Regions from separate parts of the Homo sapiens genome. Here all the other regions are linked to region 1. A link is a loop called in an ENCODE intact Hi-C map of the cell type or tissue named here. Cell type or tissue: PC-9. All regions are shown on one strand. Links, peaks and the distances in the headings refer to the core of each region. The heading gives the core; the rest is flanking DNA.

The links. A loop is a pair of places that touch in the nucleus more often than their neighbours do. Peaks named below come from ENCODE experiments on the same cell type or tissue, not always from the same donor. Only the 100,000 strongest peaks of a DNase experiment are listed, where the experiment ranks them.
Region 2: a loop joins it to region 1, with 4 times the contacts of the local background. A loop is called at or near these places in 10 of 110 quality-filtered maps.
Region 3: a loop joins it to region 1, with 2.3 times the contacts of the local background. A loop is called at or near these places in 8 of 110 quality-filtered maps.

Annotation. Positions count from the first base shown.
Region 1 is chr9:108,474,802-108,480,840 of GRCh38, reverse strand. No RefSeq gene overlaps it. Among named protein-coding and RNA genes, the nearest start is that of ACTL7B, 380 kb to the left of the region's middle. In PC-9, for the core only: a CTCF peak has its summit at 2,762; DNase peaks (open chromatin) are centred at 1,670, 2,200 and 3,190; H3K27ac peaks cover 2,532 bases.
Region 2 is chr9:108,539,861-108,545,899 of GRCh38, reverse strand. No RefSeq gene overlaps it. Among named protein-coding and RNA genes, the nearest start is that of ACTL7B, 310 kb to the left of the region's middle. In PC-9, for the core only: a CTCF peak has its summit at 2,728; a DNase peak (open chromatin) is centred at 2,449; H3K4me3 peaks cover 361 bases; H3K27ac peaks cover 1,641 bases.
Region 3 is chr9:108,759,181-108,765,219 of GRCh38, reverse strand. No RefSeq gene overlaps it. Among named protein-coding and RNA genes, the nearest start is that of ACTL7B, 94 kb to the left of the region's middle. In PC-9, for the core only: CTCF peaks have their summits at 3,063 and 3,269; no DNase peak of the experiment used is centred there.

The sequences.
Region 1 (6,039 bases), core at 356-5,355:
ATGGTAGAAAAAAAAAAAAACTTGAAAGCTGATGTAGTACAGCACATTGATTCCTTCCAGCACACGTGTCTATGGAGCTGTACTGAAGACGACTGTAATCTTGGCAACATGAAAGAGCTCCCAGGTACACTTCTCTGGCCATGCATTGACCGTTAGGCTCACTACTTCTTGATATCTATTCAAGGCTTAGCTAGTCATCACATAAGACATTAGAGGATTGCTTGAAGGACATATAGCTCACCAATCTGCACATATGCTAAAACCTCCCTGCACCCAGCCAGATAAACAGAGATAGGGCCCTCAACATTAATCAGCTTATTCTTTCTATAATTTGACTTTGCTGTGACACCATCATAATAGGGTTCAAAGTGGTTACAAGAAACAGCATTGTCAGCATGTATATGGACATTCTAATGCATTAATGGGAGGAATGTGCGTTGGTATAACACTTCTGGTGGGCAATTCAGTTACGTGTATCAAAAAATTTCAAAACTTCTGTGTCTTTTGGTCCAGCACTTCCAGGAGTTTATTCTTTCATGTCCAGGAATAAATGGAAGTAATACAGATGGTCCCCAACTTAATGATGGTTCTGCTTAAGAGCCTTGGACTTGACTATGGTGCAGAAGCAATATGCATGGTATAGTAGTAACCATACTTTCAGTACCTACACCATCATTCTGTTTTTCACTTTCAGTATAGTATTCAAGAAGTTACATAAGCTATTCGACACTTTCTAATAAAATAAGTTTTGTGTTAGATAATTTTGCCCAGCTGTAGGCTAATGTAAGTGTTCTGAGCATGTTTAAAATAGGCCAGGCTAAGTTATGATGTTCAGTAGGTTAGTTGGATTAAATGCATTATCAACTTAGGATATTTTCAACTTATGATGGGTTTATGAGGACATAACCCCATTGCCTAAGTCACGGAATTCTTGTATATGTGTGCGTAAAAATTCAGCTACACTAAATGCAATGTGATATGTTTATTTGGATCCTGGAACGGAACAGGGACATTGGTAGAAAAGCTAATGAAATCTGAATAAAGTCTGGAGTATAGTTAATGTTAACATACCAATGTTGGTTTTTCAGTTATGACAAATGTACCATGGTAATATAAGATGTTAACATTAGGGGAACTCTATATTATGGGAACTCTATACTGGCTGCAACTTTTCTGCAAACCTAAAATACTTCTAAAATAAAATGTTTATTAAAAATATTCATCCATAAGGATCTGCAGTGCAGTGTGCCGTAAGAGCAAAAAGTTGGAAACAACCTAAATATCCAACCACTGACGCTTGCTTAAATAATTTTAATTTTATTCATAGAATGGAATAGCAGATAGTCATCCAAATGATGTTTTAGAATTCTATTTGTTAACAAAGATGTTCATAATATGTAAAGTGAAAAAGCAATTTTCAAAATATTATTATTTTATTAAAATGTGTACATAAAGAGAATTGACAGAATGTACTGAGTCATTGGGATTAAAGGAGATTAAATCTGTGTGTGGATGTGTGTACATATGTTTACTAGTTTTTAAATACAGGGCTTATGTTGGTTTTGTAATAAGAATTTTTAAAGTTTGTTTTTTTTTACTTTGCAAAAGTGAAATGGGTGAGTCAGACTGTTCTGACACAGGGCTGACAGTGATGAGTGTAGTCTCACCACAAACTTGAAAATAAGGGACATCAGATTGCACTCTGGGAATTAGGCTCAGAAATCAACATAGAAAGTATTAGTTTTGAGTGGGGCAAAATCTCTTTAAAGAATCAGAATGACTCACGGGCCAGAATTAGTCCTGGCTACAGCCAAACTTGACATTCAGAAATGTAGTTCAGAATGTGTCTGTCAGAACGGAGTTGGTACGGAACAAACTCAGCTAAAGGAGGGTCACAGAGGGTGCCAGTGTCATCTCAGCAGCCTTATGATGACACATCTGGTCAGACTGGCCTCAGTTTCTCTCTCTCTCTGATAAGTCTGTCCTGCAATGAGACAGAAGTGTCATCTGTTATCCCGCCTCTGACCACTAAACATTTTGATCATCCAGTTAATTCTCTGCCACTAATCAGGGTGAGGCCCACGAAAGAGCCTCTGGTTACTTGACTCTCCCTGTAGGCTGCCCACAGCTGGTCAGGCTGACACGAGCACCCATCCCCTTGACAATGAGTTTCCTCATTGCGAACGAGCAGATTTGGCAGCTAATTTGATGAATGTCTCTGTGCGCATTACTAGTGTGAGTCAGTGCTCTGGGCCCAGTCAAATCTGTAGCTCTGACAGGAGGAATTTATGAGCCTGTGAGGGGAAGGGCCAGAACATGGACCCTGTGAATTGCCCATAATAACGGTTCCCTTTGGGTCTTGTCAGGCACCCCCTTGGCCTCTTCTCAAAGATCCAAGCGGCATTTCCCCTGGGATGTAGTGGCTCACTCATTTCGTTTATAATGCTTCTCCCAGCCCAACCATCTGGCATTGGGAAAACCTGCCTAGTCCCCTTGGGTTAGGGCAGCAGAGTCCAGTGAGATGAGTGAGTCCTACAGGAACCTGGTAAAATAACTCAGATAAACATGGGAACCCAACAAACTTCCACCGAGGGTTGAATAGTTCCCAGACATCAAGCTTGGTGGAGATCCTTCATGTTCACTGTTCATGATGGCTCTGTCGTGGCACGAAAAGCATTAGACATGGAGTCATCAGATTTTGTTTCTATGGCTTTGGCCTAATTATCTGGGTGACTCTGCACCAGTCAATGTTTTGACGTCTTGACCATAAAATCAAGGATAGCAATACCTACCACACAGCATTGTTATAAGTTCAGTTGCTATGATGGATAGTACAGCACAATAGAAACTAGAAAGAAATGTACAAATAAAAAGTACAGTCATGTGCCACATAATGATGTTTGGTCAACTGTAGACTGCGTATGTGACAGTGGTCTCACAAGATTATGATGGAGCTGAAAAATTCCTGTCATCGAGTGACAGTATAGCCATCATAATTACTCACATGTTTATGGTGCTTCTGAGGTAAGCAGCGACGTGCTGTACAGGTTTGTATCCCAGGAATAATAGGCTATGCCATATAGCCTAGGTGTGTAGTAGCTTATACCATCTAGATTTGTGTTAAGTGCACTTTATGATGTTTGCACAACCATGAAATCACTTAACGACAATTTCTCAGAACATATCCCTGCTGTTAAGCAACGTGTGACTGACTGTATTGTTATTTCTCTTTTCATGAGTCATAATTCAAATGTGTGTGTGTGAGCAATTTTTTGAAATGCAAACAAATTGGAAAGTTTTATGTCCTGGAAAGTGGAGAGCTGATTTAGTTTCTGATCGGGTATGGAAATACATCAATTACTAAAGAGATAGCAAGCAATTCCTTAGTGTGCATAAAACTTCATAATTGAATATTTAACTTATATTAAGTATCCAATAACTGGGTTTTGTTCTGAATGCTAGCATTGCATCCAGATTCGATTCTACATAGTGTTTTTAAGATGCAGTTTCACCAAAGAGATTCTTTTGCTGCCATAATTCCAAAGCCCTGGTTAAGGCCTCTCCAATCTAGGAGCCCCTGTAATTCTTATGATTTTGTCTGCACTTAGAGACGTGTTGATTCTCTTGTCGGGCCCATGTCCTACATCTTGTATATTATGTTCACTTATGATTGTTCCACGGCCACACAGGGTTCAGCAGGAGAAAGACCCTGGAGTTGTAGTCAAAAGACCCTCAATGTGTGCATATCTCAGATTCCTATCTATAAAATGAGATAAATGATTTACTTTGCATGATATGGTTTAAATGGAACACTGAATTGTTATTGGATTCTTACTTTGTTCCATAAAACTGTAACACTCATCATTTTATTCTTATTTCAAAGACCGAGACATTGTGTAGGGCAGGTAGACCTCCTAACCTAGACCATGTGATGCTAGGCCACCATCCTGGTGAGGCTTTGGGGCTTGGACTTGTCCATCAACAGAACATTTCCTGCTGGTTGAAGCAACTGCTTCTATTCTGGAAGAGCTCTGGTTCTGATATTCTTTCTATAAATAAGAATGACTAACACTGATGGAGCACTTACTCTGGGCTAGTCATTGTTCTAAGAACTTTATATAAATTAGTTCACTTAATCCCCACAACAGCCCTATAAAACAGGTACTCATTTTCCCCCGCCAACGTTTTTTTAGAGAAAAGGAAATAAAAACAGACAGTTGGTCACTTGCTCACCCAAGAATTAAGTGGAGAATCTGGGATTTGAACACAGACCTCCACTGTACTATATGGCCCTGTATGAAAAAGAGTATTTGTCCCTATCATTGGACAGATGAGCACAGAAGAATGCTAAACACTGGTCTTTCATTAGTAGACCCTGTATTTAACACACACTAAGTTTTACTCTACTGCACAAGCCCAAATGGCTTCCTTGTGGATCCTGGTTTTTCCAGATACCATATGAAGGGGTTTGATAAAGTAGTTTCTAAAAGACTTTCATAGCAATATTCAATAATTTCATGGCTCAGAAATTTACACCAAGCTAAAATGCCTGGTCTACTTCCTGTGACAAATATATGGTAATTTATCCATGATTTTATCTTTCCAAAGGTTGTTGAAAGCATTTTTTCTACTGAGAAAATCCTTTTCTAATTTTGCCAATTTTTCCAGAGGATGGGGATATTTTAAAGAAAATTGGTTCTGGTGATCTGGTCAAATTTGTTTCAGATCTGGTCTGCTTATTAGCCCATAGGACACTTGTAATTGAATTAGTCTTTTAAAGCCCAGATCTTATCTAGCCCACAGGACACTTGCAATTAAACTGGTCTTTTAAAGCCCAGATCTGACAGTTCCTTCCGGTGATGAAAAATCAGGACTCTCCAGTGTTTACTGAATGAGGTCAAATTTGTTAGCTGGGTATTCAAGGTCTTCAATTGCTATTTCCAGTCCTTTTCTCTATTGTGCGTCTTTATCCACCATTTGGCTTCTTACCTGGTTCACACTTCTCCCTCTACTTGGAATTCCCTTCATCCCTTTCTCCTGTTGAAATCCTATGTGTCTTTTAAGGTCACCATGGATAATACCTGTTGTCTGAAACCTTCTATTCTTTCTTCAGTTAGATGATCTCTCAGGCCTACACTCCTGCAGCATTTAAACCACGCTTCTCTTTCACCACATTTACTTCAGTTTAATTGCTATAGTAATTATCTGTGTATAGGAAAAATTACTTTATCCATGTACAGAGCTTTGTTTTTGATGAATATGAAGCTCAGTAAAAATGTATCTAGATATCTGCTTTAATGATCTTAAATTCATTTTCAGTGAAATAATCATAAGAAAAGGGATAACTGAAAAAAAAGTTCATTTCAAGGGGAGACTGCTGTTAAAACCATTTTAGCAAAGATAAAATAGGGTTCATTTTAGAAACTCTACTTCAAGAATAAAGTTTAGGGCTTTTTAAAAAAAAAAAAAAACCAGGTTAATACGTTTCTAGAATCTAGAAGGACAATGAATATGTCAAAGACATGACTTTATTGAGAGCCGCTTTGTTTTCTATAGGTGGCATGTATACGTGTGGACATGCCAGTGTTAATTTTCCCACAGCAGGGTGGTGTGGAAATAGGATAGTTTTAGAGGCTGGAATAGGTAAATTGTGGCTCCGTCTTGGAAACTTCTATCCCTAAGTGTCTTGTTAGTTAAACTGAATGGAAAGAAAATTGCCCTGTTTGTGACTGCTCATAAACTTTTAATATACTCTTCTTACATATCTGAGATATTTTACACTACAAATTCTACTCCATCTTCTCTGGAAAGAGTCTGAGACCTAGTTTGGTAGAGGTTTGGGTGTTGCTCCTCCGTGTAGACTCCAGACTGAATTCTTGGCTCTCTTCAGAGTTTCTGTGTACTACTTCAACAGATCTCGTTTCTGCTTAAATTAGATGGAGGGATTCACTTGGTTGCACTTAGGATTTCTGACTAAGAGGGTCATAATTCTATGTGACAGGATATTAAACATGGTTCTCCCACTTTCCTTGGAATTTC
Region 2 (6,039 bases), core at 544-5,543, 65 kb before region 1:
AAGCAGCTGGTATTACAGGTGCCCGCCACCACACCCGGCTAATCTTTGTATTTTTAGTAGTGACGGGGTTTCACCGTGTTGGCCAGGCTGGTCTTGAACTCCTGACCTCAGGTGATCTTCCCGCCTTGGCCTCCCAAAATGCTGGGATTACAGGCATGAGCCACCGTGTCCAGCCCTTTTTGAGTCTTTTTAAAATTTTTTCCAGACCAGCACATATCCTCCAGATCCAAGCATTACTAAAGGGAACAGAATGTTGGAATGTTAACTTCCAACTCTGACATATGGAGCTGTGACGATGATACATTATTGACAGAATTGAGGCAGTAAATACTGTCTGGGGTGCTTTTGATTTACAAAGGCATACAGAGCCCCTCCCTCCTCTTCACTATTTTCTCTTCCATAAGGATTACTGATCAGTATACACCTTTCCCATCATTGCACAGCTGTGCTCTGCTCCCTTGCTTTGAGTTGGAACATAAGTGAAGATGACTTGGGAAGATGGTGCTCTTCATGCTGTGGGAGCTTCCCTCGTTTAGTCCACTCCTTCAGGGCCAACTCTCTCTGAATGAGAACTCCTCTACACGGACCACAGTGCACAGAGCTGTGGCAGAAGCCAGGGCAGCCTAAGAAGGGACTCAGGGGCTCCATAGCCACATTGTCCATGGGGGATCTGGGACAGGCTGCATCAGAGATGGGCCATGTGTAGCTGGGCTTGGAAAATTGAGCAAGATTTTTCTAGAAAGCGAAGATGGGAAAGACTTTCTCCAGGAAAGGAATGGAATGTGCAAAGCATGGCAGCCTGCAAGAGTCCTGGGTGTTCAGGGAAATTGTTAGAAGGGTTCTGTGGTCACAAGTCCGTGTTATCTGGGGAGAGTGGAATCTTTTAGAGGCTAAAAGCTGTGTCCTCTCTCTGGTATCCAGCAAGGACTGAAACAGAGCAGATGCTCAATCAGAATTTGTTACATGAATGCTAGGTTGTTGAACAAAGGAAGGAAAGACAGAAGCCTGTAAAGACCTAGGCCCTTTCCTGAATGCCTCACTTTACTCAGTCCCCTGCTAGGTCCCAATGGAGTTGAGGCCACTAGTGCCACTCTTTGCCCTTTGTCTGCTGTCTTAGACCTATCTTTAACAGAAGAGGCCCTTTTTCCTTCACTTCCTCTCCTTTTTGCAGTTCTTTCTGCTTATATTCAGCACAATCCACCTGTCTTTCTTCTCTTAGTTTCTTTGTTTCTCTACCTATCTGGTTTTAATGGAAAAAGACCTAGCTTGGAGTTGGAAGCCTTGGCTTCCAATCCCAGATTCTGCTGCTTCCTAGCTGGGTAAACTTTTACAACTTACTTGATCACCTGATGCCTCAATCTCATCATCTATAAAATGGGAATAATTATGTTTATCTCCTAGAAATGTTACGTGTCTCAAATAGATGATAGCATTTCTCAAACGTGTTTTCTAAAGAATTTTAATAGGTGTTATAAAAAATTGAAAGAGGCCGGGCGCGGTGGCTCACGCCTGTAATCCCAGCACTTTGGGAGGCCAAGGCAGACAGATCACCTGAGGTCAGGAGTTTGAGACCAGCCTCAACATGGAGAAACCCCGTCTCTACTAAAAATACAAAATTAGCCGGGTGTGGTGGTGCATTCCTGTAATCCCAGCTACTCGGGAGGCTGAGGCAGGAGAATTGCTTGAACCTGGGAGGCGGAGGTTGCAGTGAGCGGAGATCATGCCATTGCACTCCAGCCTGGGCAACAAAAGCGAAACTCCATCTCAAAAAAAAAAAAAAAAAAAGTGAAAGAAACATCCATCCTGTGGCCATATGAGTGAGGGAAAGTTTGGGTAGAACAAGATATATAGAGTTTTCAAAACTTTAATATGTTAATATATCTTATGGTCACCAAAAGGAGAAAATGATGGGTGGGGAGTACAAAATGCACTATTTTGATGGCAGGCGCTATTTATTTCCTACCTAATACTCCTTTGCATTTTCTTCTTTGCTATAAGAACCCTTACTTCTTCATGGCATCGAATATGCCCAGCCCGTTTGCAGCTGACCTATGGCAGTTCAGGGCTTGGTGCTGTAATTCAGTTAGTTCTACTGATTAGTCCAGATTACAGGCAGGAGGTGACAGTTGAATGGGGCCTTATGGGATGTGTAGGAGCTTCCCTGAGGCACAGAAGTGGAGGTAGGGAACTCCATGCAGAAGGCACATGGCCTGAAACAGCTCATCATGTCATGGCTTGTGTGTGGGAGGGACCCCAGCTTACTCAGACCTTTGTCCCAGGTCTGAGTAATGGGGCTTCGTGAAAGTGAGGAGTTAGAGGGAAATGACATAAATCATTAGTTTCTCCGTCTCTAGTGACAGCATTATTTGCTTACAAGATCAGGCCCTGTGACCTCCCTCTGTTGTAATTGCATTCTGTGTTTGGGGAAATGGGGCATCCCCCCAGGCCAACCTCAAAACACGCCCTAATCCTCCTGGCCTAAATGACACAAAGAGCAGCGGGGAGGAGCAGCTCCTTAACAATGGTCTAGGCATTCTTCGGGCTTGACTCTTCCTCCTGGACACTCCCAGGTGCCACCCCTGGGAGGTGGGTGTGAGTATCTCCTAGTGGAATTAGCTCTGAGAGCTCACACTTGATGTTAGCAGCAGCAGCCACCACTTCCATCACCTTCAGCCCCTGTGCCGAGAAGCTGATGGCCTCGCAGAAGAATATAAACACAGCAGCAGGTGGGAATGACAAGTACACCCGAGAGACAAGGGCAAAGACAAGAGCACAGCTAACTGTTTCCCTGGGCTGCCGATCCCTGGGGCAAGAATGAAAGGTGAACTTGGGCACTTTGCAGCAAATTGGAGGGGGTTCATTCTGCTTCTGGGCGGTGCGCCCTTGGATTCCAATCATTAAAGCTTTTTTGAGGTACTTGTCCCAGATCACCTGATTTTGGCTCAGGTGTTCTCTGAGCTTACCTCACACCTCAGGACACATGGTTTTAACATCTGCCCTGTTTTCTGGTCTCTTCACAAGATGGTGGTTTCCCTTCAACTGAGGGCCTGTGCCTCAGTTTCCCCACTGCCACCTAGAAGAGGTGCCTGATCAATGATGGAGTGCATTTATTTAAAACATTTCAATAGCATCCAGGCCTGATTTCCTGTGTTTAATGACATCATTGCTGCTCCCCACTTTTCCTTAATATTCAGCGGGACTACAATTTTATTTTATTTGTGTCTGGGACTAGCAGTCATGTTGGAAAGACCATTCCTTCATTACAGATAATAAGCCAGGGGCCACCATGCTGATCAATATCTGTCATGTTCCACATTGAAGAAGGTGTAGCATGGTTGACAAAGGCATCTCATATACAGGGTTCCAAGTTGGTGCTCACAGAATCCTTAGGCCGGGAAGAAGCAGTCATTCCCAGCTTGAAGACAAGACACCTGAGGCTTAGGGAGGCTGCCGCTCACTGGAGAGCTGGGATACAGCCTGGTTCAGTGGGATTTCTGTTTCCATTTGCTGCCTCACCCAAGTCAAGAGTTGTTAGTGCATATTTATCAATCTAATAATGTGACTAATTCCTAATTTTCTGTCTTGGTGGTTAATATGTTTTAACGGGCAAAGAAGCTGCTTTATAGAAATACACCAACAGAAAAAGTATGGCCATCCTTGAAACTAAAAAGGAAATGATTATCATAAAAATGGTGGTGACATGGTCAGGCTGTCTTTCAGTTCCTCAGTAACACTGGATTCCTAACTGGGTATGTTATGCCTTTCTCCCAAAGTCTTCCCCACTTAGGTAGTACTACTGACAGCCTTGGAATCTCAGCCTGAAGGGGGGATACAGTATAAAAACAAAATTCACAAGTATTTCCCTCTTGAAATTCATGCAGTTGGGAGCAGGAAAAGATCAAACACTTGAGTAAACATGGCAGAAGGCAAACAGCTATAACATATAATTCTGGGACTTTTTAGTATTCGTCAGATTCATCATTTCATGTTCGTGCTTGTTACCGAACATTAATGCCGCTGAAGGTCCTGATCACGTGATGAAACCAATCTGACCACCCAGCATGAATTTTTTTTTTTTTTTGTTACCTTGGATTCTTTTTTTTTTTTTTTTTTTTTTTTTTTTTTTTTTTTACCTTGGATTCAAGAAATGAAACTCTGTCTCTGAGCTCTTTGCCAATTTCTACAATGGTTTTGGGGTGACAGATCTACAAGCAGCAGTTAGCAAACGGTTTTCCATTTTCATGCTCCTCAAGGACGAGCATTTGCCTTGATCCTAAGGGTCCTAATGAGAAGCTTTAGAGATGTCCTCTGATGCTATTTTCTGGGTGAAACAAGGGTGAGCACTTTCTAAGAAAATCCATGGAAGTTGCTTTGAGTCCTCCCATTTCCTCTTCACGCCACAGTCCCGGCAGCTGCTCAGAAAGAGCTGAAAAGAGTGATTCAAGTTGAGCTTGTTTCTGCTCTTAAGACTGGCTCCGCTTTAAGGAGAGGAGACAGAAGCCTTCTTGGGTTTCTCTCCCCTCAGGCAGCCTCCTGTGGGTGGATGGCCCCAGCCCCACCACGAAGATACTCCCCAGACCTCCCCAGCAGCTCAAGGGATCAGCAGCGGGTCAGCACAGAGTGCTTCAGGACGCCTCCCAGCAGCTTTGATCCCAAACCGTGTGATTTCTTGGATTGGTTTGCAGTGGAAGGAGCAGGAGAATAGCCCTGAGGCCCAAAGCAACCTGGGAGAGAATCCTTTATCTCTTGGAACCAAGGCGAGGGACCTAAGGGTTGAGAGAAGCTTTGGTGACTAGCCAGACCAGCCACCACATGGCACCAGGCTTGCACACCTCTACAGATGGGGTGTTGTGCTAGCTCCCTTTATTCCCACCCACCCCATCACAGGGCAGCCTGACTCTCTGGAAGTTCACTAGGGAGAACTTAGCCTATGAGGCTGTGGGCCTGAGTCAGTTCTTGCAATAACTTTGCTATCAGGCCAGCTTGGTGCACTGTAGCAAGCATCAAGTGTTCACAGCCAGCTGGATCAAGGTGTTCTAATTCCCACCATGCCACTTACCAGCTCTATGTCCTTGGGCAAGTGGCTTAGCAGTGAGAATCTCAGTTTCCTCAACTGTAAAATGGGGGCTAGTAATACCACCTTCACAGGGTTGCTGTGAGGATTGTCTGAGCCAATGTAAGTAAAGTTCCTGGCACACAACTGGTGCCCAATACATGTTCCTTATTTCCCCTTCCCTCCTGAGGAAGAAGGGCTCTCCTCTAACACTAGGCATTGGCCAGAAGAATAGAGGGTGCCCAGAGAATTCTGAGAGAAAATACTAGCTTCTCCAGGCTCAACATCAGTTGCTTTTCACGTGTTCCTTTGTTCATTCATTCATTCATTCATTCAACAAAGGTTGACTGAGCGCCTTCTGTGTGCTGTGTATTGTCTTAAATGCTCAAGAAAAATCAGACATGAACCTTTGCTGCCACCACCACCCTACCCCCAGCACCCTCCCATCCCCTGTCAGACCACCTGAGGAGGAAAGAAGGATCATAAGGAACCCTCTCCCTCTCCAGAGGCAGAAGGCCACAGAGCAGAGCCATCAGTCCATAGAGTCCCCAATGCACCTGCAACCAGAAAGGGCAGGAGTCTCCAGGTGTTCAGGTATTGCACTACATGGAGACAGGGCTGGAGCAAAAGCTCTTAACTGCTCCACTTCTCCAAGCATGCACCTAGGAGGTGATTTGAGGAAGACAGATCAGACCTGGGGCAAAGCAAATGGGAAAACATTGTGGATTGGGGAAATTGAGGCCTAAATCTAAGACATTTATAACAAAGTGATCTTGGTCTATGGAGCGGATCCCAGTAGGAACTCAGTACATGGGCAAAAAGTCCCCTAGAGATGCTCACTGACTTTCCTATTAATTCAGTTATAAAATGTCTTTTTAGAGACAAGGAGAATGACAAAGTATCAGACTGGTGGGAGGTGATAGAGGTTTCTTTCTGGTATTTTTCATAGGTACCCCAAACTCGGTTCCATTTGTAATCAGTAATGT
Region 3 (6,039 bases), core at 732-5,731, 280 kb before region 1:
GAAAAAAGACTTGAGTAGATGATTCCTTCATAGGAAGATTTTATATTAAGAAGAAAGGCATAACTTTAGTGGTGTCTCCATAAAAATTCTCATGAGCTTTTTCAAACTAGACAAAAAATGGTTCTCAAATTCTTTGGGAGAATAAATATGAGAAAAGCTAAGAAACGGACATAAAGAAGTGTAAAGAGGAGAGTAACACCCCCAGCTTTATTGAAACCAATTCTAACACTGAAATAATTAAAGCAGTGTCCTACTGATACAAGAGTAATTAGACAAAGCAATGGGGCAAAAGAGAAACCTCAGAAAAAGACAGATGTATACAGATCTAGAGTGGCATAAAGGTATTACAGTTGATCCTTGAACACATGGGATTTAGGGGGTGCTGTCTCCCGTGTAGTCGAAAATCCATGTACAACTTTTGACTCTCCCCAAATTTAACTGCCAGTAGCCTACTGTTGACTGGAAGCCTTCCTGGCAGTATAAACCGTCAGCACATATTTTGTATGTTATATGTATTATATACTATATTCTTACAGTAAACTAGAGAGAAGAAAATTAAGAAAGTCATAGGCTGGGTACAGTGGCTTACACCTGTAATCCCAGCACTTTGGGAGGGTGAGGTGGGCAGATCATTTGAAGTCAGGAGTTCAAGACCAGCCTGGCCAACACAGTGAAACCCTGTCTCTACTAAAAAAAAAAAAAAGAAAGAAAGAAAAAGCCGGGTGTGGTGGCACATACCTGTAATCCCAGCTACTCGGGAGGCTGAGGCGGGAGAATCGCTTGAACCTGGGAGGTGGAGGTTGCAGTGTGCTGAGATTGCACCACTGCACTCCAGCCTGGGCAAAAGAGCGAGATTCCATCTCAAAAAAAAAAAAAAAAAAAAAGAATAAGGAAGAAAAAATATATTTACTATTCATTAAGTGAAAGTGGATCATCATAAAGATCTTCATCCTTGTCATCTTAGCATTGAGTAGGCTGAGGAAGAGGAAAGTGAGGGGTTGGTTTTGTCTCAGGAGTGGCAGAAGCAGAAGACACGGAGGAGGTGGAAGGGGAGGCAGGAGAGGTGGGCGCACTCTTATTGAAAAAATCTGCGTATACGTGGACCCCCGCAATTCAAACCCTTCTTGTTCAAGGTCAACTGTAGTTTGAATTAATAGGGAAGAAATACTAATAACATTTATTGAACATTATCTTTTTGCCTGTCTCTCGTAAAGGGCTTTCCATACAAAACGATAATGTATTTATTTACATTTATATGAGACAGGCAAAAGATAATGCAATATTATTGCTGTATTATTTATTTACTTCTTGTAGTAGCCCAGGGAAGCATGAGTTATCATTACTCATTTATTTATTTATTTATTTATGAGGTGGAGTCTTGCTCTGTTGCCCAGGCTGGAGTGCAGTGGCACGATCTCAGCTCACTGCAAACTCCGCCTTCCGGGTTCACGCCATTCTCCTGCCTCAGACTCCTGAGTAGCTGGGACTACAGGCGCCTGCCACCACGCCCGGCTAATTTTTTGTATTTTTAGTAGAGACGGGGTTTCACCATGTTAGCCAGGATGGTCTTGATCTTCTGACCTCGCGTTCCGCCCGCATCCGCCTCCCAAAGTGCTGGGATTACAGGCGTGAGCCACCGTGCCTGGCCTATCATTACTCATTTATTACAGACAAGGGAATGAAGCTTAGGCACAGTCACTGCCCAGCCCAAAGTCACCCAGTTAGTATGATTTTGAATCAGAATTTGAACCCAGATCTAACACCGAAGTTCACACCCTTAACCTCTACATTATGTGAATAAAAGATGTGGAGCTACTGGTTAAATATTTGGAAAAATATGTCACACATAGAGTTAAATGTGAAAGATGAAAATGTAACAAAACCTTAGCTTTAAGGATTTTTTAGTGTTGTTTTCCTTAGAAGAAGCTAAAAGGTAAAGAAAAAAACCCAAGAATAATAATAAAAGAAAGAAATGGAATAAAGGGATTTTTAAAAATTTGAAGCCATATAAGCTTCATTTTCTATTTTTAAATAGTTATACATTTCAAAATTAGCTAAATCTATAAATTAGAATTTCAGATATCAAAGATGAAGAATATTTAAGTAATTGAGAAACTATTCACAGTATAGGTGGAAAAAGGCAGTTTGCAAAATAGTGTGTAAAGTATGATATTATTTCTATAGAAATGTATTTATATACATCAATAAAAGAAAAAAATCCCTACCACATAAATTCTATGTATGTAAAAGGCCAGCATGTGAAGAAATCTGTGACTGTTTTTCTCTCTTGTGGGACAGTTTGCTGCCAGTGCCAAGCAGAAAATGGCAACCTGGTACCTTGCAAAAATAGATGCCCGCATCTTCTTTGGCCACAGTCATTTCTTAACCTGCCAGTTCTATCAACAAGCCAAAATAACAGGCTGACTTTCGCTGTGTAGAGTTCCCATAGGATCCTGTATCTTCCTTGACCTGACAAGTCAACCCCTGTAAAAGACAAATTGGAAGGCTTGTTAACTCTCTTTTGACTCTGCCTTGACTTGGAGCGTTTGAAGGTTTAGGCTGGTTAATGATGTCTGTTTTTTTTTTTTTTTTTTACAGCGATTCAACCCAGGGCCTCATTTCTTACATAAGTGTCAGGCTGGAAGCAGGCGGTTCTTCAAGTTGGCCTCACTAACAATGTAGTGGCCTACGCACCAGCCCCCTGCTTCCCCGGGCCTGGGTGCTGAGTCAGGGATGCTCCGGGGTTCGGGAGGACTGGGATCCCGGAGCACATGAACTGGACTCCTTTTGCAAACAGCACTTAGGACTTTGCGTTCTGGTTATTTAATATGAGTCTTCCTGCCCAGTTAAAATATGTGAACGCGGTAAGATCAAACGGCCCAACAGTTCTGGATCTTATTCACCTCTGTATCCTCAACACTCTGTACTCAGTGTGATGTTGGGGAGGGAGCTCTGAACAGGGAATTCCACAAATCTTGGTTGGAATCCTTTCCACCGTAAGTCTGGGCAAGTGATGGAAGCTTTTTGAGCTTTTCTTTCATTGTCTATAAAATGGGTCTAATGAGAGTCACCTAGTGTGAGCATTAATGATACTAATTATGCAATGGCACATAGCCCAGAGCCTGGTCTAAAGGAAGCTCTCAGTTGATATGGACTGATCATGTCCCGGTGAACCTTGGGGCAGGGCCGATGGTTCCAAGTGGGAGAGGAAGCCTCCCCAGCAGTAATCCAGATATGCCACTAGGAGGCGTGCGAGTTCCATAATTGATTTATCCCCCCTCTCGGTATTAAAAGCCAGTCTTGGCCCAATTCAATCTCTGTAACTTTAACTTATTATTTAAGAGTGATAAATGGCCTGCTCCTGCATTCCTTTTCCATTCAAATCACTGTCATTAAGATTAAGACAGTGTAGCCGGCTAGTGAAGAGTTGGCACCTTTTTGTTTATTTCTTGCTGCTCTCCACGTGGGGTACCAGCTCCTTGTGAGCTGAGTACCTAAAGCTTGGCCTTCACTTTGTTCTGTGTATGCTCAACACACTTGGCTGACAGCATGTGTCTTGGGTCTTGATCCGAAGGTTTGGATTATTTGTGGGAAGGAAAGTGAAACCAATCGTGATGGATTCTATTTTATGCAACAAAAGACAGCCATCTGTAGCCCCCAAATGGGCCATGGATCCTTCTTTCTCCTGTCTTAGAAGAAGCATGCTTGGCTCCATTTTTGTTTATTGTTTCTGCCATGTTCCCTTCCAGTCCAGAGATTAGTGCACTTCCAGGCCAGAGAGCTGGGTTTGAGCCTCAGTGGGGCCTCTAGTCTCACAGATAGTTAGATTAGAATGAACCTCAGTGGAGGAGTGAGTTCACCCTTCCCTCAGATGGGCAGTCTGAGGGCCAGAGTCAGGCTAGGATCTTGAACTTCAGCTGCTTTATGGGTAGAATAAGAGTACTGGGCTGGGTATTTCCAATATCTTTCCAGCGTGGACATTTTTTCACTTTCATATCCAGATGCCATGCTCATAAGCCTAATTCTCCAGCTCACCTGAATTGTGTGAATTCCATTTATGAAGAGCAGACAGAGATGTTGTAAACATGAGTGTCACTGCGATTTATGAGTGTTGTGGCAGCCTAGCCCTAGGAGCCATGCTGGGGCTTTCTCAAAGTAGACATTACGCCTTGGAACAAGCTGTTCTGATGAGCAACACAAGGACACATCAGAGGCTCCACAACTTTCAATTGGCTTTAGAGCCTGTGATTCTCCTTTTTTACAGTCCTGTGACATTGAGACAGTATTAGCATTTACTTCCATTTGCTAAGGGCAGGACAACATGCCATGAGAAGGTACTGGTATTCTCATGGAAGCCAGTGACCAAGCTAAAGGAGAGTTGTCAGGTATTTGATGTTGATTGCAGCAAGAATATGGAGGAAAGAGCCCATGACTTGGGGCAGGGCCTGCCAGGATTTAAATCCTACCTGCCAATTACTGGCTGTGTGAATGCAGGCAGGTAACCTAGCCCCTGCCTGTAAAATGGGATAATAATAACCCACTGCTCAGGGTTGTTTTTGAGGATTGAGACGAAGGTAGTACTGTGCAAAGTGCTCATGAAATATGAGACTGTTTTTATTTCTTCTGAAGCCCAAGAATTGTAAAATACGTTTTTCTATTCTGAAATGTAGGATTAGGGTAGGGTTAGAAAAGGGAACACAATAATGTGAGAACTTGAAGAACCTCAGTGAATAGCAGCAGAGTCTGAATTAAGGACATCTGAAAATAAAAGGAGAGTGGTTGGGATTAAATGACCTGCTGATGTTGCTGAGCTCCTGAAGTTAAGGGAGCCCAGTGAAGCAGTGTTGTTGTTTGGAGATGATACCCAAGATTCGTTGTGTCACAGTCACGGAAAACTAGGACGTGGACACATAGTGAGGTTCAGAGTGGAAGTTTAATGGGCGAAAGAGAAGAGCTCTCTGCAGCAGAGAGGGGTCCTGGAGAAGTGGGTTGTTGCTTTCACTGTGAAATGTAGGAGGTTTTATAGATGAGCCTGAGGAGGCAGTGTCTGATTTACACAGGGTGCAAAGGATTGGTTGGACCAGGTGTTTCATTTGCATAGGGTGTGAGTTTCTGGCTGCCCTCACCCTAATCTTTTGTCTTGCAAATGGTTCTCTGCCTGGTTGGCGCCATGTTGTTTCTTTACAGTACACGTGGTGGCAAAAGAGAAGATGGTGCCTCCATGTTGAACATGCCTGGCCCCCAGGTAGCACTTTTCTATTGACACAGCTGCCAGCATTCACCTGTGCAGGCTTCCAGCTTGCTTATCTATGTCTGGAGCTCAATTTTTCAGGCTGCTCTTTGTTAGAAAAGAAAGGATTTTGAGGCTGCTTTTTGTTAAAAGGGAAATTCTGCCGAGGACTCTTTTACCCTCACTATCTGCCTGAGTAATTTCTTTCTAGTTCCCGTATCACCAGGAATCTGGAGTTCACTGGGGATTCCTGAAGGACTAGATTGGCAAGGATCACATTAGGCTGGTGACGGTGACTTACCTTCTATTACCAATTTGCCCAGAGTATCTATTCTCTTTCTGAGCCTTCTGCTGCATTGGGTTATGCAAACATTGGCTGAGCACCTGTGCTGAGCCAGGAACGTGTCACTGCTGGGGACATGAGGCAGCTGAGCACAGGTCCTGGCCTTCTTGGTCTGATAGGGAATACCCAGGAGAAAAGGCAAGTTCACTATTCCTACAGCAAAGGGCCTCAGTCAAGGTCTGCTCCAGCAAGGAGGGATGGTGGGGGAGCCTCCAGCCCTGCCTTCTGGATGGAGGTCAGGAAAGACCTGCCCAAGGAGGATGTGTCTAGCTTGGAGTGGGGGCTCCTGAGGGGATAGGGAGCCAATGATGGGTAAGAAGAGAGCCAGCTCCTCCTGGGGAGCAAGGTGCTGCCTGGATGGTCAGAGTTTTTGGAGGATGCTGCTCTCTTTCTCCTTCCTTTTCATGTCCAACACGAGGATCCATATTATTCCACAGAGAAAACTTAAACCCTAGTGGGAGACCCT